Regions from separate parts of the Homo sapiens genome. Here all the other regions are linked to region 3. A link is a loop called in an ENCODE intact Hi-C map of the cell type or tissue named here. Cell type or tissue: mammary epithelial cell. All regions are shown on one strand.

Evidence for each region. Peaks named below come from ENCODE experiments on the same cell type or tissue, not always from the same donor. Only the 100,000 strongest peaks of a DNase experiment are listed, where the experiment ranks them.
Region 1: a loop joins it to region 3, with 5 times the contacts of the local background. A loop is called at or near these places in 4 of 110 quality-filtered maps.
Region 2: a loop joins it to region 3, with 9 times the contacts of the local background. A loop is called at or near these places in 5 of 110 quality-filtered maps.

What each region holds. Positions count from the first base shown.
Region 1 is chrX:45,766,879-45,774,878 of GRCh38, reverse strand. It overlaps MIR222HG (miR222/221 cluster host gene), which reads left to right and starts at 4,612. Exons shown (of 2, transcript NR_170290.1): 1 at 4,612-4,794; 2 at 4,927-8,000. In mammary epithelial cell, no CTCF peak of the experiment used is centred here; DNase peaks (open chromatin) are centred at 3,128, 3,548, 4,538 and 7,528; H3K4me3 peaks cover 5,283 bases; H3K27ac peaks cover 7,704 bases.
Region 2 is chrX:46,328,075-46,336,074 of GRCh38, reverse strand. No RefSeq gene overlaps it. Among named protein-coding and RNA genes, the nearest start is that of LINC01186, 4.4 kb to the right of the region's middle. RefSeq lists an enhancer at 7,930-8,000. In mammary epithelial cell, no CTCF peak of the experiment used is centred here; DNase peaks (open chromatin) are centred at 2,274 and 4,874; H3K27ac peaks cover 2,513 bases.
Region 3 is chrX:45,820,208-45,828,207 of GRCh38, reverse strand. No RefSeq gene overlaps it. Among named protein-coding and RNA genes, the nearest start is that of LINC02595, 27 kb to the left of the region's middle. In mammary epithelial cell, a CTCF peak has its summit at 3,457 (motif pointing left); a DNase peak (open chromatin) is centred at 3,447; H3K27ac peaks cover 1,286 bases.

The DNA of each region.
Region 1 (8,000 bases), 53 kb after region 3:
TACACATAGCCATGGAGGCAGGTTTCTGTGAAAAACCTCTGATATTGTGGATCTTACATAAAATGTATACAGAAAGAATCTTGTTTTCAAAGTAGGATACTTTGCTATAATCAAAAAGTGAATATAGAAGCAATCCAAAGATTTTTGATCATTGCAAAACATAGGTGATAAAGACATTTTGTTTGCCTTCAAATGAACGTGTGACTTGGCAGCTTGAGGTTTTTTTGTTGTTGTTTGTTTTTTTGTTTTGTTTTGTTTTGTTTGTTTTTGACAGTGTCTTGTTCTGTTGCCCAGGCTGGAGTTCAGTGGCACAGACCACGGCTCACTGCAGCTTTGAACTCCTGGGCCCAACTGATCTTCCCATCTCAGCTTCCCAAGTAACTGAGACTACAGGCGCACACCACTGTGCCTGGCTAATTTTTTTATTTTATTTTATTTTATTTTATTTTATTTTGTAGAGATGAGGTCTCACTATGTTGCCCAGGCTGTTCTCCAACTCCTGGGCTTAAGCAATCCTCTCACCTCGGCTTCCCAAAGTGTTGGGATTATAGGCGTGAGCCACTGCACTCGGCCACAAGATTGTTTTTTGTTTCTCTCCTGAGGAACTGTAAGGTTAGTACTGAAGGTGACAGCTCACCCTTAGAGAGCTGATGGTGGTAGCAGACATATTGAGGCAGCAGTCTCTGTTCCTTGCTTGTATTTTTTCGCTTATTCCCATTCTTCAGATGAAGTGAAAGCCTTAGAGAAATGAAGGGACTCTTCTATGTCCCCACAGGTAATAGCCTCAGAGACAGTATTACAACCCAGGCTGTTTGTCTTTACCCTGACTTGTAACTTTGGTTTCTGGGAGCCTGACACAGTTGGATCGTTTGGTATTTTAGAACTTACCCAAGACAGGAGTGGCGGTGGACAGGAAGCTCCATGCTGGAGCTCCAAACCAGCCTTGAACTGAACTGTTGAATCAGGTCTGTGTGCATCTTCAAACTGGGCTGCGACATGGAGGGGAACAGAATGGAGCCTTCCCCCATCACTCATTTGTAATCCCAACCACCCTCTCTTCATTTTGCTGGCTTTTCCCCCATTATGTTACCATCTGTCTCCAAAACATTGCCTGGGTAAAGACAAACTGGAGCAGTTGCTCGCCCTCAAACAAAACACAGAACTACTTCTCCTCACTCCCATTCCCCCCCACACTAGTGCCGAGCACCATATTTGAGGAATTCCATATTTATAAAGCTTGCCTGCACCTCGATGATGTCTGCTTGCTGTCCTTTTTATTATTCTTCAAATATGTTATGTGCTGACTGGAAACGATTAGCTTTTGTTACTGAGGGGTTTGTGGGATGCTTGAAACAGCTTCATATAGTTCTCAGATGGAAATGCATGCTGTTTGCTCCTTTAAGAAATGCAATTTCTTAATGAAAGACAGCATAGAGGAGAATGCATACTGAGGTTCCCCACCCAACTCTCTGGGTTTCTCCTAGGGTAGTTGTGGTAGGGTTTTATGTCACGGCCCTGTGGAGCGAATAAACAGTGGATCTTGGGTATTTTTTTCTGAGTCTGTACCCATCTCTTCATGCCTCTGACTAGGGGCCCTTGTTAATGTCAAGGGCAGTGCTCTGTCCCCAACAGAGCTGTAGTGTTGCCCCCAGTCTCTGACCCACTCACCTTCTTTCCTGGCTGATGACACTTCCAATGTCCTGACACATCTGGGCAAAGTGGAATTGGAGTTCTTAAATGCCCTCTCTGGCTGGCCCCAGCTCGATTCTGCACTGGCCTTAGCAGGCTCCAGGAAGTTTGGAGAGGAAAGACCCAAACAGATCTCAGATGTAAAACTGGATGAGTATTTCAACTGCTGAAACTTTAGGAGGAAAATATGGATGGGCTACGTGTTTGTCAACATTAGTAAAATAGTTACTAGTGATTCTTTTTTTAAAAAGTTATGGAATCATATTTTTCTCATTCAGAAGTGTTACTTAGGGAATGACTGAAATGTGTATGACTCCAGAGTTCTCTGTCAGACACTGTTCTCAGCACTTAACATAGAATCATTTTTTAATCCAGGTGCCACAGCTAGGAACAGCAGAACCAGAAGTCAAATCCCAGCAAGTCTGACTCCAGAAGCTAGACTCCTCAGAGATGTCATAGGTCCTTTTAGATGCCAGAGTTTTAGATGTTCCATTTTATTCACATTCTATTTTCATAGCCTGTGTTTATTTCCACTGAAAGCCATATAATTATAGACTTTATGTTCTGTATCTTAGCAAGGTAACTGTCTTTAAGCCAATAAAACTTAATACATTACTACTGAAGTATGAATAAGTTTTAATAACTGAGAAATACATACACATGGTTAAAGTAGAATTCAAAAGTGTAATTTGGAAGTGCTCTCGAAATAGTTTCGTGTGATTTTAATTTCTGAAAATTAATTCTGTATGTAAATTGAATGTAGTGTTTATTCCAGTAAAACCCTGCAGGAAGTCTTTTTATAAAGTGAATAATCAACTCCTGAATTAACTGTTATACATGGTTTCAGTGTGTATACCTTTTCTGTGCTCTCATCTACCAATCTGAAAATTAGACATCTGAACATTTTTCTGTGTTTCAAATGTTGGATGTATTTCCTGTATTGTAATAAAACTAGTTATCCATCAAGGCATAATCAACAATAAATGCCAAGCCTTAGTCAGAGCAGTTGCTGACTTTGCTGAAGGTTAAAGGAAGTATGCTGAAAAGAGATAACTGTAGTTAAATTGCTCAGCCCAAGCCTTCCAGATTTTTCATGTGGGGAATTGCCCTTCTTATTACTGTATTCTTCCTGTCTACATAATACCTGGGAACAATTTACTCCATGTAATGCCACTCCCATCTTGGTAGTGAAGTTTTTACTGAAGAGGAAGACTACTAGGGCATGTCAGTATATTTAATTGGAATTTTCACTGGTGGTTTTCAAGTTTTTATTTCACAGCTTTTAGGCAGGTCGAGACTAAAGGACTGTACAGATTTTTTGGTGATGTGATTGTATTACGTGTGTGCTGTGTGTGACTAGCTCAGCTTAGAGTGTGAATTGCAGTAAATGCAAAAGTGAAAGCTGCAACATGGCTCTCATGCTCCCAACCACTTCCTGAAGAACCCGCCGCGCGGGCCCCAGACTTAGAGACTTGAATCTTCAGGATGGAAGGAGTCCAAGTCCCTCATGGTAAAGACCTCAAGTAAACCTAAATGTAGAAAACCTGTTTGCTACTCTTGTGTGAATTAAAACGTTTGGTTGCCTCCATTGTAAAAATTTCAGTGCACAGTTCTGAAATTTAAAATATTAGGGAACAGAGCCAGAGCGTTGCCATACCTTAAAAATAATCTTGCATCTCTCCTGTTTACATGATTCAATTCTTGAAACCAGTTGGAATGTGCGTCCTGATCTCTAAATGTACAAGTTATTTAAAAAAAATGTGAGCTTGTCAGCTTAGCTACAGCCACCAGTCTAATAAAACTGAGTCACATCCAAATGGGCTGCACTTAAACTACCCTCCCATTCTAGGGAAAACGTGGCTGGAGGAGGCAGTCTGAGTCATCACCTGGTTTGTTTGACATACACTTCCTTCCATAAATTGGGAATGGCAAGCGGCACAGTGTTCTGGGCTTGCCTGGGAGAAGGAGCTGTTGCAGTCTTGCACGATCAAAATAGGGCCTTTAGGTTTGAAGGATGAGGTTGAGCCCATATTTTGACTCCAAATGTCGGGGGAGGGGAGAAGAAGTCGACAGATCCAAACAAGGAACATTTGTAAGTACCATTTTTGGAGGTCGGAGCAATGGTAGGGGTGTTCGCAGTTGAATTTCTTCCTAAACATAAAAGGTGTTTAAGAGACAAATTGGGGGCATTCAAATAAAAATAAATGGGTATCTAGTTCACAAAGTGGGCTCGTTTACTTAACAAGAGTGTCCTTGATGTGTACAGTTTAAAATGATTGAGAGAGAGATGATTTGTTAGTTACCATACGAATCTGTTCTGGCAATGTTTAATTTCACTTAATTTATTTAACTATTTTAAAAGAAATGTATTTCACTTAGGAATCTTTTCATGGCCAATTTGAATCTCCTTCAGGGGTATTTTGAGGGGATGGGAAGAGAGGCTCATGTGTCTCGCACATTTTCTTACAGCGGTTTTGCAGAGGCTCACTGGAGCTTTTTAAAATAAAAAAGTTTAGAATGTAAAATTATTGGAGACTATAGAGGAAGGGGAAGGAGGAGTAGATTTATAGCTGAAGTGGGTTTGTAAACTCAGCGTCTGCTTTGGGATTATTTTTTAATATGTGCCAGACATTCTTCTGATTTTCATCCTGGCTTGGTTGTGGCTCTTTCTCTGTCTGTGTGAGGCTGGGGTGTTCCCTGTTTTAAAGCCGTAGTTGTCGCAGCCTGGGCGTTTTCTGTTTCGGCTTATGGCTTTTTTTCTCTTTTCCTGAATGAGTGTCCTTTGTGTAACCCCAGTAATTCAGAAATCCTGCAGTCATAGGGACTGCCCTATCATGTGACTTAGGTACTAGGTGCTGGCTGCGATTGGTCAGCAGCTAATTGGCGGGTCCCTATAAGAGGTCTTGGGTCGGGCGTCCGGCCACTCTCCTGCCTGGGCTGCTGCTCAACGGGGGCTGGGGGTGTGTGGGGCGGGGGTGGTCTGTCCAGTGATTCAGCCACATGTGATAGATGACCAAGTGACTGCTTTCTTGGAGTCCGCACACCAGTGGAAGACTCTCAAAGTGGTTGTGACCGACTTGATCAAACTCTAGGCTTCCTGAACTGGTAACTGTCACTTTAATATAGGTTACTGATTAAACTCAGAAAAATGCAGCTTAAAATCTTTGCCAGGAACTTGTGTGGACTTATTCCCTGTTCCCCCCCCCACCCCCCTTGTTCTGATTTGTTTTGTCACAGGAATGAAATGCAGATAACTCTTTAGAAAACTTTTGTAGGAAAAGCGCCTCGTGTGATCTGGAACAAAGACGTTTTATAATCAGATTTATCAAGCTGCGAAGAGGGAGTTTTAGTGAACGGAAGCAGCAGCATTCTGTCACCAGGAAATACTCCTTTATCCAGAATTGGTAAGTGAAAAGTGGCATTGCTCCCTAATAGATATCATATGCGTGTGTGGGAATTGAAAAATTGTTCACAGACCCCTAACAACTGTGTTGAACAGAGAACACATAAACAGTGAGGAGTTCTAAAAAAGAGCAGCACGAGAATACCGCATAAAGACTGAGAAGAAGCCAGGTAATTAACAAAAATGAGCTGAGTGCTATCAGTTTAGCTAAACATATGTAATACAGCTAGATTTGGTTGTTTTATTTTTTCTTGTTAGTGGAGGAGAAACATAAAATCAGAATGGGCTGTTTAGTAGAATTGCGACATTAACTTTCCATGGATGTAGATTTCCATTTAGTCTGAATAGCATGTATGAAATTTGAAGGGATGCTTTCAGAATTAGTCTACTTGCCCTCCTTTCCTTTCCTCTGCATTAAGATGTCAAGTATTTAGTTAGAACCTTACAAGATGAAAGTTGTACAAAATGAAAGTTCAAGTAATGCGTCGGAAACACCTCTCCTGATTGGGAAGGGTAGATTACAATGGCAATAGATTTTTGTTTTTTGTTTCTTACATTTGTGTCACGAATTTTAAGTTTGTTCTATTGGATTACATTAGTACAGCAAAAGGGGGGTTATTTCTATCTATATGGTTCATGACATTTTGAGAGGTCGTGATTAGTAGTTCTTACTGGTTTCGTATGCGTGTTCCTGCCTGTTGAATTCAGTTTTCTAATCTTGAATCTGAGCTGCCTTTATGTTAAAGGGTTCTAGAAAAAGACAATAAAGCTTTGAATACCCGTGTTATATACAACAGGTTCCTGTTCATGATGTATAAGGTAACGCAATTTTATTTTAGGCATGAATGTCTAATTTCTTGATTTGGCTTCTTAAGAATATACTGAAAAGGTTGAATAGAATAAGAAAAAGAACATTAGAAAAGAATGGTGGGTGACTGCCTGATTTTACTAGTTTCTTATTGGTCAATAGAAGTAATCATGTGATGTCTACTTATAGAAGCAAATGGAAAAAATTTTTCTTCTTTAACTGCTAACAAGTATATAGGCAATTTTAGCAATCTTCATTTATTAATTTGAATATATAATTATAACTGTTATTAACAGAATAAGTTTTGGGTAATATAGGAAATAATAATTATTTCTTTCTTTTTAAGCCAAATTGGAAGTTGAATCTACTTTTGGTTCCTGTTCTGTTACTTTCAAAATCTTAAAATCCTTAACTCAAAAGGGAAAATGTATAATAAAACAGGATAGCAGTGCTGAAATTTCTCTCTCTTAGCAGTGGAGTGGGATGAGGGTGGGGGAGGGAGATGAATCTAGTGAGATATATTAATTGTTTTTTCCCCCTCTTGTATACTTGGATAACTTTTGAGATCAGTTTTCTCAGACTAGCAGCTCTCAAGACTTTTGCATAAGTATTTATTCTTAAAGAAATAGAAAGACAAGATAAGCACGGCTCTTAAGGGCAGGTCCTCCAATAAGTCAGGAAACGGGTGATCCAAACTTGTGAACATGACAAGTCAATTTGACTTAATTAAGGAATGGCATTAGTTTTCTTGAAGCACATGAATTTATAGGTTTTTAGAGTCTTGAAGACAGAAAAATGGCAACAAAGCATTAAGGTATTTACAGATAATTTATATTCAACTGCTAGCTTATGTTTTCAACTCTGTATTTCATGTAAGTAAATACTTGGGGAGAACATGATGATTTAATAATCTGGATAAATACTGCCGTGCCTGTTGGAAAAAAGCCTCTAATTTTTAGGTTTTCCTCATCCATTTAAAATCCATTGTTTTGAATGACAAAATGTGATAGAAACAGGTTGGAACAGTAAATGCTAGAAAGTATATCCCAGAAGAATTAACTGAGAACTTCATGTTTTCAATTCTATTTGCCGTTCTCTGTTCTCAATTTGTTAATTTTTAAAAGTACATCGAAAGTGAGTAGCATTGCTTGCTCTGAATTCTCCTCTGGGGTCATTGAGAGTATTCACATTTTCGTATACCCTGTTAAAAGATATTAATGCCATGCATATGCCTTTGTCTTTGTGGGTGTGTAAAACAACAAACTGAAGGGATCTGGTCAAGAGACAGACCTCAAAATAATTTCTCTGAAATAGTGTTTGAATTTGCATGTTCGGGAACGTAAATGCTTTCCCTTTGGGCTTGTTTCTTAAGTTTTTGGTGTAGTATACAGTTTTACCCAATTAAATTTTTCTTTTGAGGTCTGTATATGTATGGGTGTCTATATTTGATTTGAAGGGGGAGTTTTAATCATTAGTGAAACAAGTGGCTGTTTGTTAGAACCCAGATAAGCCTCATAGTGTTGTTCCTATGACAACTGAGTAGTTGGGTGTTGAAATGTAGCTTTAAGTTCTTGGTTTGGAAATGTCATTCAGACCTCCCACTATAGTCTCATTGAGTAGGAGGATAATGAGAAGGGGAAAAACCATGAAGCAACATAAGTATCTCCGTTCGTTTCATGTCTTCCTGACTTGTCTTTGTGTACAGGATCGCCATGGGAGTGGTAAACATAGGTCTTGAACAAAGCAATACTTCAATTAAAAAAATACATGGAAAGGGTCAGAAAAGTTGGGGAAGATAAATAACAACACATGGGGGCAATAAAGAGGCAAGAGAAATAGGCTTCCATGGGTTTCTGCAAATCCTTTATCCAGTGCTGACCAGCAGTGAGAACATCTTGAACCAGTTATTGTATAGCTCTTCAAGAGCTGTGAATTTCCTTAAAATGCAATGTGGAGAAAATTCCTTTGGTAGCAGGATGGTTTACCACTTTGGCATAACGTTTATTCATCTCCCCCAGGCAGACTACAGAGGATACTGTGTTCTTTTAAGGCACATGTTTTTAAACCAGTTGTTCATTTGTCATTTAATAGCTTTTGTCT
Region 2 (8,000 bases), 510 kb before region 3:
TGTTTCATTTATCGTGTGTGTGTGTGTGTGTGTGTGTGTGTGTTTGTTTCAATGTCCTGCTGGCTGTGGTGGCTCACTCCTGTAATCCCAACACTTTGGGAGGCCGAGGTGGGCAGATCATTTGAGGTCAGGAGTTTGAGACCAGCCTGACCAACATGGTGAAACCCCATCTCTACTAAAAATACAAAAAAAATTAGCTGGGCATGGTGGTTCATGCCTGTAGTCCCAGCTACTCGGGAGGCTGAGGCAGGAGATTCACTTGAACCCAGGAGGTGGAGGTTGCAGTGAGCTGAGATCGTGCCACTGTACTCCAGCCTGGGCAATAGAGTGAGACTCCATCTTAAAAAATCAAACAAACAAACAATTTCCTTTACTTCTGCTCTGCTCTTGGTTATTTCCTTTCTTCTGCTGGGTTTGGGTTTGGTTTGTTCTTCTTTCTCTACTTCCTTGAGGTGTGACCTTAGAATGTCAGCTTGTGCTCTTTCAGTCTTTTTGATGTAGGCATTTAGGGCTATGAACTTTCCTCTTAGCACCGCCTTTGCTGTATCCCAGAGGTTTTGGTAGGTTGTGTCATTATTGTCATTCAGTTTGAAGAATTTTTTAATTTCCATCTTGATTTTGTTTTTGACTCAATGCTTATTCAGGAGCAATTTATTTAATTTCCATGTATTTGCATGGTTTTGAAGGTTCCTTTTGGAGTTGAATTCCAGTTCTATTCCACTGTGATCTGAGAGAGTGCTTGATATAATTTCAATTTTCTTAAATTTACTGAGGTTAATTTTATGGCCTATCACATGGTCTATCTTGGAGAAAGTTCCATGCACTGTTAAATAGAATGTGCATTCTGCGGTTGTTGGATGCAATGTTCTGTATATATCTGTTAATTCCATTTGTTCCAGGATATAGTGTAAATTCATTGTTTCTTTGTTTACTTTCTGTCTTGATGACCTGTCTAATGCTGTCAGTGGAGTATTGAAGTCCCCCACTATTATTGTGTTGCTATCTCATTTCTTATAAATTTGGGAGCTCCAGTGTTAGGTGCATAATTTATAAAAATTCATAATTTATAAAAATTTATAAATTTTTATAAATTTGGGAGCTCCAGTGTCAGGTGCATATATGTTTAGGATTGTGATGTTTTCCTGTTGGACAAGGCCTTTTACCTTTATATACTGTCCCTCTTTGTCTCTTTTAACCACTGTTGCTTTAAAGTTTGTTTTGTCTGATATAAGAATAGCTACCGCTGCTTGCTTTTGGTGTGCATTTGTATGAAATGCCTTTTTCCACCCCTTTCCTTTAAGTTTATGTGAGTCCCCTTATGTGTTAGGTGAGTCTCCTGAAGCCAGCAGATAGTTGGTTGGTGAGTTCTTATCCATTCTGTGGTTCTGTATCTTTTAAGTGGAGCATTTAGGACATTTACATTCAATGTTAGTATTGAAATGGGCGATTCAATAACAATGCATTCATTAGGGTTGTGCTCTTTGTTGCCTGTGTACTTTGGTTTTTTTGTTTTTGCTTTTTAACTTGTATTTTTGTTTTACAGGTCCTGTGTGATTTATGCTTTAAAGAGGTTCTGTTTTGATGTGTTTCCAGGATTTGTTTCAAGATTTAGAACTCCTTTTAGCAGTTCCTGTAGTGGTGGCTTGTTAATGGCGAATTCTCTCAGAATTTGTTTTTCTGAAAAAGACTATATCTTTCCTTCATATATGATGCTTAGTTTTGCTAGATACAAAATTCTTGGCTGATCATTGTTTTGTTTGAGGAGGCTGAAGATAGGGCCCCTATCCTTCTAGCTTGTAGGGTTTTTGCTGAGAAATCTGCTGTTAATCTGATAGGTTTTCCTTTATAGGTTACCTGGTGCTTCTGTCTCACCGTTCTTAAGATTCTTTACTTCGTTTTAGCTCTGGATAACCTGATGACAATGTGTCTAGGCGATGATCTTTTTGTGATGAATTTCCCAGGCATTCTTTGGGCTTCTTGTATTTGGATGTCTAGGTCTCCAGCAAGACTGGGGAAGTTTTCCTCAATTATTCCCCCAAATATGTTTTCCAAGCTTTTAGAATTCTCTTCTTTCTCAGAAACACCAGGCTAGGCATGTCTGAGCTCAGACTCTCTTTGGGTGGGTCTTGCTGTGGCTGCTGTGGGGGATGGGGGTCAGATTCCCAGGTCACTGGAGTTGTGTACCTAGGAGGATAATGCTGTCTCTGCTGAGTCATGAAGGTTTTCAGGGAAGTGGGGGAAATCCGGCAGTCACAAGCCTCACCCAGCTCCCACACATACCGAAGGGCCGGTCTCACTCCCACCGTGCTCCCACAAACAGCCCCCAGTCTGTTTCCTGGTGGTGGGTGAGATGGGCTTGAAACCTTGCCCCAGGCTACCTGCTTCCCAGCTGCAGGTAGGGAAAAGAAAAGGGCTTGGTTCTTTCCCCGCCTGTGGAGTCTGCACAGTGAACTTGTGCCCTCCCCCAGGTTCTGGCCAGGAGGCTTCTCACCCTGTTCAAATTGTTACAAAGTTCAGCTAGAGATTTCCTTCTCCCTGTGGAGTTTTACCTCTTGCTCCTCTGGCCACCCTCCCGATGGATCCTTGTGGTGCCAGGCAGGAATGGCTGCTTGGGGACCCACTGAGCTCCCAGACCTTTCTGCTGTATCCTCTACCCCTGTATTTCACTTGGCTCTCTAAATTGACTCAGCTCCAAGTAAGGTCGGAAACTTCTCCCACAAACAGACCTTCAGTTTCTCCAGCGGGGGTGAGTGTTCAGGAGAGGAGGGTCTCCCTTTCCCACTTCCACAGTTGGGGCACTCACAGTATTTGGGGTGTCTCCCAGGTCCTGCAAAAGCAGTCTGCTTCCTTTAGAGGGTCTGTGGGTCCCCTTGGGATTGCTGCTTTGTTCTTGCAGTTGATCTGGAGCTTAAATTCACAGTGCGAGCCTCCACATGCTGCTCTGTCTGGAGCTCTAGTCTAGTCCTGCCTCCCATCTGCCATGATGATCATAGTTCACATTTATTTCTATATTTAATATTAGAAATGTTTGGGTCTTTATTTTAGAAGTTTGGTGATGTTTTTCTGACCACAAATTGTGCCCTAGGAACTTAACTCTTGTTATATAAGTTAGCCTATGGTAAAATTAGTTTTGTTACATGTCATTTCACTTAAATTTGCAGTTTCCAAGAACCTATCGATGATGTTAAGTGAAGACTTACTCTATGTCCCTTGCATGGGATACTTGAGGGAGAAGTGCAGATGCTCACAGGCACTCAGGAGGCCTGCCCTATGTGATGGGGCATGTGTGATCCGTTGAGCCTGAGAGCTGCCAGGTTCCCTCTCCTTCTGGTGTCTAGGCTGATATAACGTGCCCCAGCTGAAGGCAGGGAGGTCAAGCCAGGCATTTTTCCCTCCCATGGTCCTGCTGCCCCAACACATTACAAATGGGAGGCTTCCAAACATATTGCAGCCTCCATGCTAGGATGCACTAGGTAACCGGATGGTGGTGGGTAATAGGTTACCCCTGCCTAGTCACCTAATGAATGCGATGTGGCACTGCCAATCCAGATTGGAAATGCTACCGCCATTCCTTGTTCCAAGATACTGCAGGGCAAACACACTTAACCTGACCTTCCCTGCACTCACACCAGTTTGAGACAGAGAGCAACAGTGGTTGCTGGGAAGGGTTGGAGATGGAGGAAATGGAGAGACCAGGCAGTGCCCAGGGTTCCAGGGAGTTGGGGAGCAACCCCTGAGAACCCACCCTGGGGAGGTTAGGGAGCCACATATGAGCCAAGGTTCCGAGCCCCTGGTGTGTGCTTCCTTATCTACTGGACTCTACTTACAAAGCACAAATATAAAAATAAAATTGCATAGAGTTTCAAGACAGTGATTACAGAGCATTAAACCCCAAGCACCAGGCCCTTCTGAGCAGGAGTACACAAGTACACCAATAAAGCTAGTCCTTCACATTTCCTAGTGCTGTGCACTGCTGTGGCCTAGAAGCAATGGTATCCCAGTAGCAATAAGCATACCTTGAAACCAGATCTTGGTTTCTAAATACCATTTCCTAATTAAAAAAAAAAAGCAGTGCTTCTTGGAAAAATGGTGGATTCCTGTCTTGGCACAGGCAAAGTACAAGGTGAGGCTGGGACTTCTTGTGCCAGGATATAGGAAAGCACCAAAAGACCAGTGGGATTGTGTCAAAAGGACTCAGGAGTCAGGTTAAAGGGGCTCTCTCCTTGGCCAAATTTGGGACAATTGAGCATCAAGAAGAATAATGATCATAATTGCTTATAATCACTGAGTAAATTAAAACCATGAATATATTATGATAAACAAGTGAAAACTCACTAGTGATCAATGATGACAATTATATCAACTTCTTTTTTTCCTGAAATTTTATAACTAAGGGAAAGATTTAGGCATTTACCCTGACTTTTTAGTTAATCCCTATTTGATTCTTCTTTATAGAGGAATGTCAGGTAACAATTACAAACAAATTTATACAATATCATCATTTTCCCATTTTCCAATAAAAGAATCAATTCAGGCAAGGATCATCAATGACTGCTAACATAATTGGAGGACAGACTGGTGGAGGCAGCATACTTATGTAGTTCCAATGTACCAGCCCTCAAGTTACTCTTTTTCTAATTTTTAAAATTTTTGTAGAGACAGGGGCTCACATGATACCCAGGTTGGTCTTGAACTCATGGCCTCAAGGGATCCTCCTGCCTCCATCCCCCAAAGTGCTGGGATTATAGGCATGAGCCACCACATGTGGCCTCATGTTACTTTTTAATTGCAAAGGGAAGAATTTAGCTTGGTTCTCATTACCTTAACCCAGTGATTACACTTGACATCACTTATAGTGAGACAGCCTGGTGTTATGTGCCTCCTGAGGTGATGCAATATGAACTACACAACATAACCTATGTAGTATTCTTGCCAAAAATGTTTAACCTGAATCTAATTATGCCTCTAGACCTAACATCCAGTTTACAGGTGTCTCAGCTTGCCAGGACTGCTGAAACAAAGTACCACAAACTGTGTGGAATAAACAGGAGAAATTTATTGTCTCACAGTTCTAGAGGCTGGAAGTCTGAGATTAAGGTGCTGGTGGGGTTGGTTCCTTTTGAAGCCTGTGAGAGAATGAACTCTTGTAGACCTCTTCTTGGGGAGTGGCTCAATGGCTCGTAGCCCTGTGAATTAAAGTGACAAAAAACAGTTTACTGAGCTGGGTATGTGTAGTGGTGTGCACCTGTAATCCCAGCTACTTGGGAGGCTGGGGCGGGAGTTCAGAAGTTCAAGACCAGCTGAAACTGCCTTTGCAAAGATTATAAAGTGAGACAGTAAAAGAGATCTGACCAAACTGACTCCATTTTCCCTTTAAGCTCCAAGCTGCCCTTGTTCCTTCCTGGGCATAAGTCAAACTAACTTTGGGAGGAATTTAGTCTATAGTTTAACTTTGAAACAAAGATGATAACAGTCCCTCCCTGAAACAAACTCCCTCCTTGCTTGGGGACCAGATCATGTTTATAAAACTAACAATTTAGCCACAAGATTAGAAATTATGGCTCAAGAGTCATGTAGCTAGAGCCCACAAGATTCCTAACTTTCTCAATTGCTCCTATGGATAACATCACTATTGTAAAACCAAAGATTGGTGTTTGAGGTATTTTTCAGACCCTGCATTCTGATGGATTAGCTGGTGCCACCCGGACTGGTAAACTGGGTCCTCTGCTCTTGTGGCTCACACCCAGGAACTGACTCAGTGCAAGAATACAAGCTCCGACTCCCTGTGATTTCATCCATGAGCCGACCAATCAGCATTCTCCATTTCCAAGCCTTTTGCCCGCCAAACTATCTTTAAAAAAGCCTAGCCTCTGAGTTTTGGGGGAGGCTGATTTGAGTAATAATTAAACTCTAGTCTCGTGTTTAGCCAGCTCTCTGTGTATTAAACTATTAAACTCTTTCTCTATTGCAATTCCCTTGTCTTGATAAATGAACTGCATCTGGGCAGCAGGCAAGATGAACCAGTTGGGTGGTTACTCAGGCTAGGCAAAATAGCAAGACCCCATCTATATAAATTTTTTTTTCATAAAAAAAAGAAGACAGGTTACCCTGAGAAAAAGATAGATTTAATTATATACATACACACAAAAGTTAACAAATGAGGGTGACTCAAGGAAGCGTTAGAATTTGGGGCTTACATACCATCCTAAACTAGACAAAAGGAAAGGAGGTTTTGGGCTTTTTGGAGGGTGGTAAGTTATGGGAAATGTATGGTAAATAAGGATTGTCTTGCTATTTAGATAGGAGACATCTCAGGTGCTAAGAGTTTTCCTAGTACAGGAGAGGGAGACACCTTACAACTGGAAATTTATGTCCTGCTTTTAGTCAGAAGCAGGAAGGGCAGAGAGCTAATTGCCTTCAGCTCAAAACCATCCTTTTTGAGTGACATGTTTGGGGGTGGCATATTCTGGCCCCCTTCACTTGCTTCTAGTTTCTGGTAGTTTGCTAGCAATCTTTCACATTCCTTGACATGTAGAAGTGTCACTCTGATCCCTGCCTTCATGTCCACAGGGCATTCCCCTTATATGTGCATGTCTATCTCCAAATTTCCCCTTTTTATAAGGACACTAGTCATATTGGATTAGGGACCCACCCTATTACCCTACTCTGGTATGACCTCATCTTAACCAATTATGTCTACAGTGACTATTTCCAAATAAAGTCACATTCTGAGGTACTGGCGGTTAGGGCTTCAACATATGAATTTTGGGGGACAAACACAATTGAACTCATTGCAGGAAATCTGGTGGGGCAGAACAAGAACACCACCACACACAATTGATCAGACAAATCTAGAATGTGGGGCTTTCTACAAAGTCTCTTCAAAAACACAATGTCATTTTTAAAAAGTAGAGGGACTATTCCAAAAAGACTAAAAAAACCAAATGTATGAATTGTGATTGGATTTTGGTTTAATTAAGAAACTGCTACAAGACATAGTACAGGTTGAGGAGATTTGAATGTGGACTGGGTATTCTGAGAGTTAGGTGGTATTAGGCAATTACTGTCGATTTTCTTAGAGGTAATCATTGTACAATAGTTATATAAGAGAATTAACTTATATTAGAATGATGCAAGCTGAAGTATTTGGGATGAAGTGTCATGATGTCACTTTTAATTTAATTTACTTTTAAATAGATCAGCAAAAAAAAAAGTATATATTCATGAAGCAAATCTGTATATATAGCTGTGTATATAGATAAAGCAAATATACCAGAAGGTTAACATTTGTCAAATTTCAATGGTGGGTATAGGGGTTTTCATTGTGCTATTCTTTCAACTTTTCTGCATGTTTGAAGTTTTTCGTAATAAAAAGTTGACAGAAAATGAAGAAAAATAGTTTTTTAAGAGAAGATTTTTTTCCCCCATCTTTCTATTGAAAATAGAGCATTAAAAAAATCCAACTGGCTTAAAACGTACATGAAAATTCAGTTAGTGAAAAAGTAAAATTTGCTGTTAGGGTTGTAAAACAGTTGGGCTGTTTTCCAAGCAATTCCTTCCCTTTATTACTGTGAGTTGGAGGTTAGAGCACAAGGCCCTCAATCAAGAATTATTTGAAGGCCTCCAAAAGCCCTGCTGACCTCCAAGTATCTCCCCTGCTGGCTTTCCATGTGGCCTGAAATTTCTGTCACCTGGGTCAATTCTCAGGGATCAAGTATTTTCTCACTATTGGGGAGGCAGTGCCCCCTTTTAAAATGCAAATCTGGGAGGGATCCTGGGCCCATTAAGTGGGAACAATTGTCTGAGGAGCCACCACCTGCCCAAAGGCCCGCAATTCTGACAGCTCCTTCCCCAACCCCTTACCACCACTGAGATTGGACAATGTGTGCTTTAGGAAACAAAATTGAACAATGCATGCTCTAAGAAACTTCTTAGGTGAAGACACCATTTCAAGAAAGCTTATTTTCCGTGAATAAAATGGGGTGCATGAGGTCATTGCT
Region 3 (8,000 bases):
GAATGGCTTGAACCCAGGAGGCAGAGGTTGTGGTGAGCCGAGATCGCGCCATTGCGCTCCAGCCTGGGCAACAAGAGCAAAACTCTGTCTCAAAAACAACAAAAAAAGAAGTCTTGCCTTGAATTTTGAAAGTCGCAGAGGAATTTGTATATTATTGAAGCAATGTGACACTGTAACACTTAGGGAAGAAGACAAAAATGAATCATAATTCTAACAAAATCTTGATTATATTTTGGTATATATTTCCTTTCAGTCTTTTTTCCCCGGTGCATATGTGTGTTGCAGTTTACCACAGGTGTAATCATAACCATATTATACTTTTTTCATTTTACATTATGTATTTTTCCATGTTAACTGTCTTTGTCATTATTATCTGTTATAGACAATAGGCTATTTCTAAGTTTCTCTTGTTAAAAGTAATGCTGAAAGAACAGTTTCTATCTGGGATGTGCCATTGGTGGAGACCAGGAAAACAAGCGGGCCTATTCCAACTGTGAAACTCAGTTAAAACTTCTGCTTGGAGGTAGTCAGTGTCATATCTGCACACATTTTATTGGTCAAAGTGTGTCATAGGGCCAAAGTCAATGAAGTGGGGACGTACACTTCTCCCCCGTGACAATGAGCAGGGATGCTTCCTCCTATTATAAGGAGGGAGGGAAGAATAGTTGGGAATAATAATCCTATCTACTACCTGGAGGGAGATGAGATGATAAGATAGAACATAAAAATAGAAAGAAGCAAAAATAGCAGGTAGAGACAGGCTGATTTCTGTTGAATCCAGATTCTGACCTTAGGCAGGGACTCTGTCTTTAGTTGCCTCCACTGAAATGGAAGGATTAAAAGAAATGATGTATGGAAAGCATGGTGCACATTGCCTTGCAAAATAAATAGGCTGCCAGCAAATGCTAGTTCCCTTTAAAGATGTAATTTTACCATGGTACTAAATGTGCTATTTTGGTCCTGCTGTTTGGATGGAACTTGACTTTTCTTGAGTTTTAACACGAATATACACAATGCTGTGGATCATTAAAGTAAATATAGGCTGAATTTGTGGATGATTATTCTTCAGTCCTTTAAAAAGTACATCATTACTGGGGAGATAATTTAAAATTCCTGGCCTCACATCCCAAAGTGGGATGCAGTATCTTGGGCCCCATCTCAGAGCTACTGAATCAAATTCTACACTTTAACAACATCCCCAGGACATTAGATGTACATTAAACTTTGAACAACAATGATGTAGGTAGTCCTTAGGAAACTTTTGGAGAAATGGATGTTTTAAAAGAAAAGAAATGGATTCGTTTTCTTTTTGAATTATTATTTCCCTTTTAATTTGACCATAATGAATAAATCAATAATATTTACAGTTTTAAAAACTATTTTCTGGCTGGGTGTGGTGGCTCATGCCTATAATCCTAGCACTTTGGGAGGCCAAAGCAGGCAGATTGCTTGAGCTCAGGAGTTCGAGACCAGCCTGGGCAATGTGGTGAAAGCCCATCTCTACACAAAATACAAATGTTAGCCAAGCGTGGTGGCACACGCCTGTAGTCACAGCTACTCAGGGGCTGAGGGAGGCATATGGCTTGAACCCGAGAAGTCGAGGCTGCAGTGAGCCGAGATTGCACCACTGCACTCCAGCCTGGGCGACAGAGCAAGACTCTGTCTTAAGAAAACAAAGAGTTTTCTATAGTGTATACAGTATTTAAAAACAGGCATAGTTAGAACAGTAATAATTTAGAAGTGTGGTTTTTCTTCTTTGAACTTCTAAGAAAATGTTATTTTACCTACAAGGTTTAATCTTGATGCAAAAGCTGTTGGTCCATGACATTTTATTTGGTTTATTTGAATTCGAGAAGTCTTATTTTGATCTTAGGAGATCAAACTCCAACAGTATTATAAGTAATCTAAGATGCAACATTTAGAGTCTGCTATGAGTTGAATGTCCCCTCCAAGAATGTGACAGTATTGAGAGGTGGGGCCTTTAAGAGGTGATTGGAGTCATGGGGGTTCTGCCTTCATGAATGGATTAATCCATTCATGGATTAATGGGTTCGTGGGTTAATGGATCAGTGGCTTAATGGATTAATGAGTTATCAGGGGAGTGGGACTTGTGGCTTTATAAGAAGAGGAAGAATGACCTGAGCTAAAATGCCCATCATCATATGATGCTCTATGCTGCCTTGGGACTCTGCAGAGAGTCCCCACCAGAGAGAAGACCCTCACCAGATGCAGACTCTTGACGTTGGACTTCTCAGCTTCCATAACTGTAAGAAATAAATTCCTTTTCTTTATAAATTAACCAGTTTCAGATATTCTATTATAAGCAATAGAAAGCAGACTAAGATAGAATCTTTGAAACAAAATGGTAATTCTTGAACTATTAATAAATACTCTTTTTGCTACATGTCCCTATTACTTGATAGTAATTGTGTTCTTGAGTTTCCTTATGTATAGATTATGTGTCAGAGGACCTAACTCACTGGAAGCGTGGTGTGGGCACTAAAATTATTATTACTTTTTTGAGACGGAGTCTCACTCTGTTGCCCAGGCTGTAGTGCAATGGTGCGATCTCAGCTCACTGCAGCCTCCGCCTCCTGGGTTCAAGCGATTCTCCTGCCTCAGCCTCCCGAGTAGCTGGGATTACAGGCATGCACCACCACACCCAGCTAATTTTTGTATTTTTAGTAGATACGAGGTTTTACCATGTTGGCCAGGCTGGTCTCGAACTCCTGACCTCGTGATCCGCCCACCTCGGCCTCCCGAAGTGTTGGGATTACAGGTGTGAGCCACCGCACCTGGCCTGAAAATTCTCTCCAAATTCTCAGATGCCTAGTCAACTCAACGTAAGATGTTTGCCTGGGTTTAGGGCAAACTATGGCCTGTGGGGCCGAATCTGTGCCTGTGTTTATAAATAAAATTTTATTGAAACACAGCCACGTCCATTTATTTACCTAATTGTCTATGGCTACTTTCATGACGTCAATGTCAGAGTGACAGAGATCACTATATGGCCTGCACAGCTTAAACCTTTACTCTCTGGCCCTTATGGAATAACTTTAGCGCCCTGGTATCAATAATAAAGGGTAACTTTTTGTATTTGTGTGAAATTGAGAAAAGTATCTGAAGAATCTTGATTTTTTTTAAAGAGAAAAAAACAGTCAGTCTAACATTTAATAGATTGTTATCTTCTTCCAGATTACATCAATCTTCCAGATTGCCTTAGGGCCCTAATCACAGGTCAAATTAATTTTGCCCCTTCAACCAATCCTTTTCAAAGTACTGAAGATAATACTGTCATCAGATGCTGACATTACTACACAAATGCAGTATTTCATCAGTGAATTGTGTGTTTTTATATATCATGTTGATGCATGCCACTTCCCTCATACAGCGCAGTGTGTATTTTTCACTGGAACCTTCCAACCTTAGGCTCTTCCTTCCCTGGGGTGCCGCCTTGTGGTGGGCTGTGAGCCCTTCATGGGCAAACTGCATGGTTTGGTCATCGAGGACCGTGAATCTGCTATGGAGTGACTCATGCCAAACCCTGCCAAGAGCAAGCTGTCCCATCATATACCTAAGAGGTCATGAATCATTAGACTGGAACAACCTGCTGGTGAATACAACGTGGAAAAAATTCCTCATTCTACTGATTATCAACCTCCCCCGTGCCTTCTCTATATATGGGCTTAAGAGGAAACTTTTAAAAAAGAATAAAGAAATGACTCATTAGGGCTTTTTGGGGATAGTCTTAATTATATTTTAGCTAATGCAGTATTTTTCATACTTTGCTGTATATGGTTATATATATGCTTTAAAATAATAGGTACACATACATATCTCTATATGTATCCATGTGCACACATGGATGTGTATGATTAATCTTGATTCTGGTAAGCCTCATTATTGAAGGAGTTTAAGAGAAGAGGCTGTGATTGTATCTTTACTGGCCCTTTCTGTGCCTAAATGTGATGAGGTTTTTTGGGGTAGATGTTAATCCATCACTCACTTACAAATTTGTCAACAAACAGGAGAACCTTATGCAAAGAGTCACATTCATTGTCTTAATTTCTGCTTATTTCTAGGTAAAATATGTTGATAAAGCACAGCAGCCCACCAATATTCCATTGATTCAAATAGCTATGATGCTAACAGCTAAATTCTTACCTACAGACTAAAACATTCTCAAAATCTGAATAAAGATTATCCCATTATTTGCCGCTTTTGTTGGGAAATAAAATATATACATACATACTAAATAATCAGTAGTTCAGCTATACATGCAGGGAATTCATGTCTTTAGCTCTAAAACACAGTAATAATGAGCAAACTTATGAACCAGTTTATTCTGCTGCAGCCTTCACTAGTCTGCCTGGATGAGGATAAAGAGAGATGTATTACTCATAAGAATTGACAGATCTGGGATAGATTCAGCAGAAATAGCACTTTAGAGATATTTGAAACTATGGTATTCAGCTAATTGTTCTCATAGTTTTAAGATATATTCATTCCTGAATGTTGCCAAGGATTCTAGTGCTATAAGCAGCTTATAACAGAGATTTCTGTGGTTGCTATGTGCAGAAAACTAGAATAAATGAGCGGGAAATAAAATCAGGGAGGGAAAATATTGCTATAGTAGTAACTTATTTTTTATAGGAAAAATTTGGAAAATAAAGTAAGAATCCCTGGAATTTGGGTAGAAATATATTTTTCACAAAGCAGACAATACAGAACAAAAATCATAATTCTATTTGCTACTTTTTATTAAGAATGCTTTCCTTTATGATTTAAAACATTACATTTTGAGTAACTTTCTAATGCACTGTTTAGTTTGGATAGAATGTTGAGAAATTGCAGAGTGCTGAGAAGAAAGCAATGTCATGTCATTTCTTTTTCTTTTTTTTTTTTTTTTTTTTGAGACAGAGTCTTGCTCTGTTGCCCAGGCTGGAGTGCAGTGGGGCCATCCCCGTTCACTGCAGCCTCCGCCTCCCAGGTTCAAGCGATTCTCCTGCTTCAGCCTCCCCAGTAGCTGGGATTACAGGTGCCCGCCACCACTCCCGGCTAATTTTTGTATTTTTAGTAGAGATGGGGTTTCACCATGTTGGCCAGGCTGGTCTTGAACTCCTGACCTCAGGTGATCTGCCTGCCTCGGCCTCCCAAAGTGCTAGGATTACAGGCATGAGCCACAACACCCAGCCTCATGTAATTTCTTAACATGACAATTCCCAAATATGCTCAAACATGAAATATGGTTCTCTAGAGAAGTTGATTATATGTCTTTAATTCACTTATATCAAATAACTCCCTTAATCATTAAATTTTTTAAATACAGCCTAATCTTTTGTGTTGTTCTTCACCCAACTTTTCTTTCTCTTTTCAGCAGGATAGGAAAAGTACCATATAATTATTAAAGCCATCTTTTGATTACAAAGTACTGACAAATGTGTTTCTTTACCATCTTTTCTTCTAATTTGGTAATGTCAGTCCTAAGTGCACATTAGAACCATCTGGAGAAGTTTTTACAAAATGTAAATGACTGTGTTCCTCAAATTCTCATTCAATTGATCCAAGGTGGGGTATAGGCATTTGTGTGTGTGTATGTGTGTGTGTGTGTGTTTAAACTACCTATATGATGGTAATGTGCAACTATTCTTTTAGACTCTTACTTAAAGTGTAGTCCTTGGACTAGCAACATCAGCATGACCTGGGAGCTTGTTAGAAATACAGAATCTGAGGCCCCACTCCAGATCCACTGAATTAGAATCTGCAGTTTAACAAGATACCTGTGTGTGAGTCAGATGTGCATTAAAGTTTGAGAAGCACTGTTCTGTGGCAGGGGCAGGCAAACAAAGACCTTTGGGTAGGCCAAATCTGGCCTGGACGCTTGCTTCTGTCAATAAAGTTTTATTAGAAAACATCCACATTCGTTTATTTATATATTGTCTGTGATCGCTTTTGTCTTTCAAGGGCAGAATTGAATAGTTGCAACAGAGACCATATGGCTAACAAAACCAAAAATATTTACTCTCTGACCTTTTGTAGAAAAAGTTTGCCAACTGCTGCTGTAGGATATCCAGCCACCCTGTGGGTGAACAAAAATTGGAAAATTGGAAACTTGATTGCAATAAAAAGAATCAATATTCAGTTTGACTGCTGAAATTCTCAACCTTAGATTTAAAGCCATACTTAAGGGAAATTGAATGTGAGTGACTGAGTCAGACAGATTAACTAAGGAAGCAGTGTTGTTCTGGCAGGACAATTCTGGAGAGTCCATGCATATTTCTTAATAAGCAATGAATTGTTTGCCCTTGAGATGTCTGACCCGAAATGATGGATTTGTATTAATTTGAATTTTGAAATCATGTATTCTTCATGTTGGATTTGTATTAATTTGAATTTTGAAATCATGTATTCTTCATATGGACCAAATCTCTTTTGTTTTTTTTTGAGATGGAGTCTTGTTCTATAGCCCAGGCTGGAGTGCAGCAGCATGATCTTGGCTCACTGCAGCCTCTGCCTCCGATTCTCCTGTCTCAGCCTCCCGAGTAGCTGTGTGCCACCATGCCCAGCTAATTTTTTTTTTTTTTTTTTTTTAGTAGAGACGGGGTTTCACCATGTTAGCCAGGCTGGTGTTGAACTCCTGACCTCAGGTGATTCACCCACCTCCGCCTCCCAAAGTGCTGGGATTACAGGCGTGAGCCAGTGAGCCTGGCTGATGCGGACCAAATCTTTAACAGTTAACTACCTTGTACTGATCTGCAAAATGATAGAAAAACATGTAAGTTTAGGTGGATCAGCAGAGAGTCTGTTACATCTTGGTGGTCTCAGAGCTCTTTTCTAGCTCTCTGAGTTTCTGGGATTCTAACCCACATACTTCAGGAGATGTCTTAATAATGGTTGTATTAGCCACTTGTTACAAAACACTTAGCAAGGAATCAATCTTTGTGAGGAAATAAGCCCAGTCTGGTGGAATGGGGTATTTGAGGTTGCTTCACTCAGGAGAATGACGGCCCCAGCATTCTGCAGTGAAGAGTTTCTGTAAAACAGTCCTGTGAGGTTGGTTTTATTCCAGGTGGACAACTTGGGATGCTGAGGCTTCAAGAGGATACCTACTTAGGAAGTGGCATAGCCAGGGTTTGAAAGCAGATTTGTTTGTCTCTTAGATATGTTCTTTTTCCATCTTATTACACTGTTTCTCAAACACTGAGTGGATCCTCCATGACCTTTGGTTGCTTGTCCTGTGAATGCATAGGACTGAGGTGGACTGGGAGAATAAGAGCTTGTGGGCAGCTCATGTTGTCATGGTGAATATCTGTGTGTTTGAATACATGTGGACTAATGTGATGAATGATCGCTATTGATGAGTGACGTATATTAATATATCCTTAATGTTCTCAGCCTGTGAAGTTTGTTTATTATTTTTATGTAAAAGTTATACTGTGGTCATATGTATGTAAGAGGGATTCTTTCAGAGAAAAAATATTAGAACAGCCTAGTAAAGCCATATTTTTTGAATGCGTTAAATGTAATTTATTGTGAGTTCTGTAAAACTTGTCACCATTTAATAATTCAAGTGATATTGTTCCTGATGGTCAGTTTTTATTAACCAAATGGCTGGGAATGCCTTTGCTTAGAACTTTTTGTGTCAGTTCAAGATTGTGGACTTATTCATAAAAGTGGGAAGGTGCCCACCTTCTGGTTACAGTCGTGATCATTACAAAAGCGATTCCCACTTTATTTCTATGATAAGACACTTTAGATGTGTCTTCTCTGAGCCTCATGAGTTAAGTAGAACTCTCATTCTGCAGTAGAGAAAAGTAGACTTAGCTAAAACACTTTCTGAAGACTGCATTTCTAGAAAGTGGTGGAGCAAAATTGAAACCCAAATTTTCTGACTTTAAAACCCATGGTTTTAGCTGTCTTGGTAAGAAGACCGTCTGTTAGTTCTCTGTCTTTTTAAAGATATGATATTTAATAAAGGCATTTCATCAAGTGATTATTTC